2 separate regions of the Homo sapiens genome follow, and region 2 is linked to region 1. Evidence: chromatin loops called from intact Hi-C (ENCODE). Cell type or tissue: gastrocnemius medialis. All regions are shown on one strand. Links, peaks and the distances in the headings refer to the core of each region. The heading gives the core; the rest is flanking DNA. Region 1 overlaps MYH14 (myosin heavy chain 14). Region 2 holds the start of LOC105372436 (a long non-coding RNA gene).

Evidence for each region. Hi-C counts contacts between places; a loop is a spot of excess contacts. Peaks named below come from ENCODE experiments on the same cell type or tissue, not always from the same donor. Only the 100,000 strongest peaks of a DNase experiment are listed, where the experiment ranks them.
Region 2: a loop joins it to region 1, with 13 times the contacts of the local background. A loop is called at or near these places in 3 of 110 quality-filtered maps.

What each region holds. Positions count from the first base shown.
Region 1 is chr19:50,232,897-50,235,803 of GRCh38, forward strand. All of the region lies in intron 10 of MYH14 (myosin heavy chain 14), which reads left to right. Among named protein-coding and RNA genes, the nearest start is that of MYH14, 31 kb to the left of the region's middle. In gastrocnemius medialis, for the core only: no CTCF peak of the experiment used is centred there; DNase peaks (open chromatin) are centred at 825 and 1,675; H3K27ac peaks cover 2,500 bases.
Region 2 is chr19:50,146,334-50,149,240 of GRCh38, forward strand. LOC105372436 (a long non-coding RNA gene) reads right to left here and starts at 1,904. Exons shown (of 3, transcript XR_936021.4): 1 at 1,800-1,904. RefSeq lists a silencer at 1,251-1,350. In gastrocnemius medialis, for the core only: CTCF peaks have their summits at 1,256 and 1,458; DNase peaks (open chromatin) are centred at 1,308, 1,708 and 1,978; H3K4me3 peaks cover 1,464 bases; H3K27ac peaks cover 1,362 bases.

The DNA.
Region 1 (2,907 bases), core at 250-2,749:
GGGACTTTGTCCTGGGGTGCTGGGGAGCTGTGGGAGGGCTGGGAGCAGGGGTTGGACAAATTCAGCTCTGGGAGCAAGAAGACCCCTTGGGGGCCGTGTGAGAGACACACTGGAGTGGGTGGTGCTGAGACCAGAAGGAGGCTGCTGAGGCTCTAGGGAAGGCTCAGGACGCTGTCCCAGGGCTGCTCAGGTTGGCCCAGGCTGCGCGGCACTGGTTATTTGGTGTTAAATGCTCAGCTCATCACCCCCGTGTCAGGGTGCTGTGCCCACCCCCACTTTTTTTTTTCTTTTGAGAGGGAGTCTCACTCTGTTACCCAGGCTGGAATGCAGTGGTGTGATCTCAGCCCACTGCAACCTCTGCCTCCTGTGTTCAAGTAATTCTCCTGCCTCAGCCTCCCGAGTAACTGGGATTACAGGCGCCCGCCACCTCGCCTGGATAATTTTTGTATTTTTAGTAGACATGGGGTTTCACCATGTTGGCCAGGCTGGTCTCGAACCCCTGACATCAGGTGATCCACCCTCCTCGGCCTCTCAAAGTGCTGGGATTCCAGGCGTGAGCCGCTGCGCCCAGCCTGTGCCCCCACTTTTTTCACCAAACAGCATGTTTTGACAGCAGCTCTGTCTCAGTGCTGCATTAGTTTGCTTAGGCTAACAAAGTACCACAAACCTAGTGCCTAAAACAACAGAAATTGATTGTCTTGTGGTTCTGGAGGCCAGACGCCCGGGATCGTGGTGTTAGTGAGGGTGGTTCATCCCGGGAGAATCGGCTGCAGGTCTCTCCCTAGGCTCCTGGTGGTTTTCTGGCAATCTTCGGCGTTCCCTGGCTCATAGTCGCATCACCCGATCTCTGCTTTTGTGTTCACATGGCGGCTCCCTGTGTGTGCATCTGTGTCCAAAATTCCCCCTCCCCCCTCCCCCCGACCCCCCCGCCCCAACCTTTTTGTTTTTTTGAGACGGAGTCTTGCTGGAGTGCAAGTGGTGCAATCTCGGCTCACTGCAACCTCCACCTCCCGGGTTCAAGCGATTCTCCTGCCTCAGCCTCCCAAGTAGTTGGGATCACAGGCGTGTGTGCCACCACACCCGGCTAATTTTTTTGTACTTTTAGTAGAGACAGGGTTTCACTAAGTTGGCCAGGCTGGTCTCGAACTGCTGACTTCAAGTGATCCTCCCGCCTCCGCCTCCCAAAGTGCTGGGATTACAGGCATGAGCCACCGCACCTGGCCTCCTACCCTACACTGGTATGATTTTATCTTAACTCGTTACATCCGTAATGACCCTGTTTCCAATACTGTCACATTCTGAGGTCCTGGGGTTTAGATCCCCAACATGCTTTTTAGGAGGGGGTGGTGTAGACATGATTCAACCCGTAACAAGTACGTAGGTGGACCTCCGCCTTTTCAGAGGCTGCGTAATGTTTCATTGTTTGCGTGAACTATGATTCTTTTAACCAAGCCCTCCAAAGAAAGACCTTTAGGTGTTTCTGGGCTGAGCCAGGGCCGCCTCTGGGTCTGATTGTCTTCTGGTCTCTGGCGCTGTGGGAGGCCCCAGGAGCTATTGTTGGCTCCAGGGCCGGATTGGAAGTGCTGGAAATGGAGCGTAGCTTGGCTGTCTACCCAGGCTGCAAACAGCCGGGCCTCTTGTGGCCTATTGACACAGGGTCTTGGGCCTCTCCCACCCCCACCCCGCCGCATTTCCCAACCAGGGTTGCATAATTCCCCAGCCTGCATGACTCCGCAGCTGGGCAGCTGGCACACAAATTCAGACTGTGGCTGCAATGGGGACCTGGGCCTCCCAGCCTGTCCTCTTAGGTCCTGCCTGGCCTCTTGTCACCATGAGCTCATGTGACCCTCCTGGCAGCTGCCCTGCTGTGTGGCAGGCGCAGGCAGCAGCTCTGATTTTTGGAATTCAGAAATAAAAACTTTGCAGCAACCTATGCATGTAGTAACATAAACTGAATGTGGCTAAAGGTTGTACTGACAAAACCAAGCCTTCCCACTCTTCCCTGGCCCTAGTTTCCCACTGTTGAGCTTCTTGTATCTCCTTCCAGAAATATTTTAAGAATATAAGAAAAGACACATATTATTTGTCTATAGGAGGAGGCATTCTCTAACCCCACAGCTGATGTTCAGCTGTCAACATCACTGTGGTGATAAAAAAAATGTGAAGCAATTTCTCTATTGGTTCAAAAGTTCCGGCCAAGTGCAGTGGCTCACGCCTGTAATCCCAACAGTTTGGGAGGCCGACTGAGGTCAGGAGTTCGAGACCAGCCTGGCCAACATGGTGAAACCCCGTCTCTACTAAAAATACAAAAATTAGCCAGACATGGTGGTGGGCGCCTGTAGTCCCAGCTACTCAGGAGGCTGAGGCTAGAGAATTGCTTGAACCTGGGAGGCAGAGGTTGCAGTGAGCCAAGATCTCACCACTGCACTCCAGCTTGGAGCAGAGCGAGACTCCATCCAAAAAAAAAAAAAAAAGTTCCTGGATGTTGGTTGCTCCAGCTGGCCCCCCAGCTCCCTACCCTTCCACTAGAGACCCCCCTGGACCCTGGCCCAGCACTCTGGCCTAGGTTAGTCTGGGCCAGGCAGTGCTAGAGTTAAATACTCAGCTTGTCATTGGCTCACTCCTGTAATCCTAACACTTTGGGAGGCCGAGGTGGGAGAATCACTTGAGGCCAGGAGTTTGAGACCAGCCTGGGCAATATGGTGAGACCCTGTCTCTACTAAAAATTAAAAAAAAAAAAAATTAACCAGGTGTGGTGGTGCAAATCTGTAGTCCCAGCTACTTGGGAGGCTGAGGTGGGAGGATTAAGTCCAGGAGTAGGAGACTACAGTGAGCTATGATTGCACCACTGTACTCCAGGCTGGTGATAGAATGAGACCCCATCTCAAAACACCCCAAAACAAAGAA
Region 2 (2,907 bases), core at 133-2,632, 87 kb before region 1:
CACCCAGGCTGGAGTGCAGTGAGGCGATCTTGGTTCACTGAAACTTCCACCTCCCGGGTTTCAAGTGATTCTCAGGCCTCAGCTTCCTGAGTAGCTGGGGTTACAGGAGCCCGCCACCACGCCCAGCTGATTTTTGTATTATTATTATTATTATTATTATTTGAGATGGAGTCTCGCTCTGCCACCTAGGCTGGAGTGCAGTGGCGTGATCTCGGCTCACTGCAACCTCCACCTCCCAGCTTCAAGCGATTCTCCTGCCTCAGCCTCCCAAGTAGCTGGGATTACAGGTGTGTGCCACCACACCAGGCTAATTTTTTTGTATTTTTAGTAGAGATGGGGTTTCACCATGTTGGCCAGGCTGGTCTCGAACTCCTGACCTGGGGTTATCCGCCCCCCTCGGCCTCCCAAAGTGCTGGGATTACAGGTGTGAGCCACCGCGCCCAGACCAGGGAAACTAGAGAGGAGAAACTTGGCAGATGCCACCTTACCCATGTGAGTGAGGCTGATGTGGTGTGTGGTGGGACAAGCCGAGCCCAGGGTCCCCAGTCTGATGAGGAGACAGCATCACTCCTAGGGCATCCCTGCCAAAAGCGTGTGACCTAAATCTAACTATGAAGAAGCACCAGACAAACCCAAACTGAGGGACATGCAAGTACATGGTCTGTAATCTTCGGAACTTCCAAAAGAAGACTGAAAACCGGTTCCAGACTGAAGGAGACCCAACAAAGCGAGCAATGTGTGACCTAGGATTTCCTTTGGCCATTAAGGACATTATTGGAGCCAGCTGTAATCCCAGCACTTTGGGAGGCTGAGGTGGGAGGATCGCTTGAGCCCAAGAGTTTGAGACCAGCCCGGGCAACACAGTGAGACCCCGTTTCTACAAAAAAAAATTAAAAAAATTAGCCGGGCATGGTGGTGTGTGCTTGTAATCCCGACTACTCAGAAGACTGAAGTGGGAGGATCTCTTGAGCCCAGGAGGTCGAGGCTGCATGAGCTATGATTGTGCCACTGCACTCCAGCCTGGGTGACAGAGCAAGACTCTGTCTCCAAAAAAAGAAAAAGAAAAAGAAAGACAAAAAGACATTATTGGAAGAATCATCAAAAATTTGAATAAAGTCTATAGATTAGCTATTAGTATTACATCAATATTAATTTCCTCATTGTGATCGTGGTGCTATGGTTATGTAAGAAAATGACCTTGTCTTTGGAAAACACAGAGATTCGCTAGAAGGACTGGGGAGTGGGAGGGCGCAGAGACCGAGAGAGGGCGACAGAGACCCACAGAGAGGGGGAGAGAGACGCAGAGAGAGGGGGTACAGAGACCCAGCGAGAGGGGGACAGGACCTGGGGCGGCGAGGGTGAGGGGAAGATCAGAGAGAGCTGGGAGACCCAGAGAGGGAAGAACAGATGCTCAGGATAAGGGGAGCCGAGACCGAGTCTGTGCCTGTGCAGTGCTGCTTTCGGGTTCTGGGGTCAGAATCTGGGTTGCAGCTCTGCCAGCCTGAGAGAAATCGCGGAGTCTCCCCGACTCTCAGTTTCTTCAACTGCAAAGTGAGGAAAGGTAGGTTCCCCTTCCTAGGGATCGCAGCAGTCCCACGCTCCGCCGGACTCCTGGCAAACAGCAGACGCCCAATTCCTGCGCGCCGAGTCGTCTGAGCCGCACTGATACTAGGTGGGACTCAGGGAATGACAAGAGGGGGCGGGGCGTCACCCACAGCGCCCTCCCCACTCCCAACCAGACCCAACTTGGGCCCGCCCCCGGAGCTTCTGCTAGCCTGTCTGGCCCGGCCTGCACCCACCTGCTCCGGTCGGGTCCGCGAGTTCCGTGCGTCCAGGCGGATTCCGCTGGACAGCCAGGCCTTCCCTTCCTCCGCCGGGTCCCGGAACGCGCCTGAGCAGTCCCTGTCTCGGAACTGTAAGTCCCGGTACCTTAAACGCGGCATCGCAGCTGGACTACATTTCCCAGAAACCATTGAGGCTCTTGCTCCTCCCGGCCTAAGGGCTCTGACTGCGAGGGAATGCTGGGAAATGGAGTCTGGGAGCAGGATACGGGGCAGGAGTAAGACTGTATTTAGATACATACACAACAGCTTTTGGAGGAAAACTGGTATTTGGGACATGCCTGACTGTACTGGCACGCGAATATCCCTGTTTTAGGCAGAGGCGATGCCATTGTCCATTTAATCCAAATTTCTCATACCATGGCTGAAGTCTTCAGGACAGATAAAATTTGGCCCTGTGTAAACTGATGGTGAATGAATTGAACCACTGTTACTCAATTTCCCTAGGCATCTGCCTTCCTATTTGCCTCAGTTTCACCCACCACTTCTTAAAGGGCAGTGTGATACAGGCAATGGAGCCTGTTCTGGGAGCTGGGAGATGTGTGTTCAGGAGTGTAAGGATGGTTTGATATTAGGACATTATGCAATTTATCTTTTGACCTTTCTGAATATATCAATATGCAAGCATATCTATAGATACACTAAAAAGACTTTTAATAACATCCAGTAACCCTAGATGCTGAGAAAGCTTACAAAAAAATTCTGTAACCAGTCATTTCTAGATAAGCTTAATAAATTAAGCATATATTCATATTGAACAACAATAGCGACAATGTTAAAGAATTACTGGCTTCTTATTGTGTTTATGTATGTCCATATAATCAAAACCTCATATCAAGCTTAATCGTAAAACACTAAAAGAATTGCCAGGCTGGGTGCAGTGGTTCACACCTGAAATCCCAGCACTTTGGGATTTCAAAGAGGGAAGCTAAAGAGGGAGGATCACTTGCACTCAGAAGTTTGAGACCAGCCTGGGCAACATAGCTAGACCCCCATCTCTACAGAAAATATAAAAGTTAGCCAAGCATAGTGGTGAGCACCTGTAGACCCAGCTACTCGGCAGGCT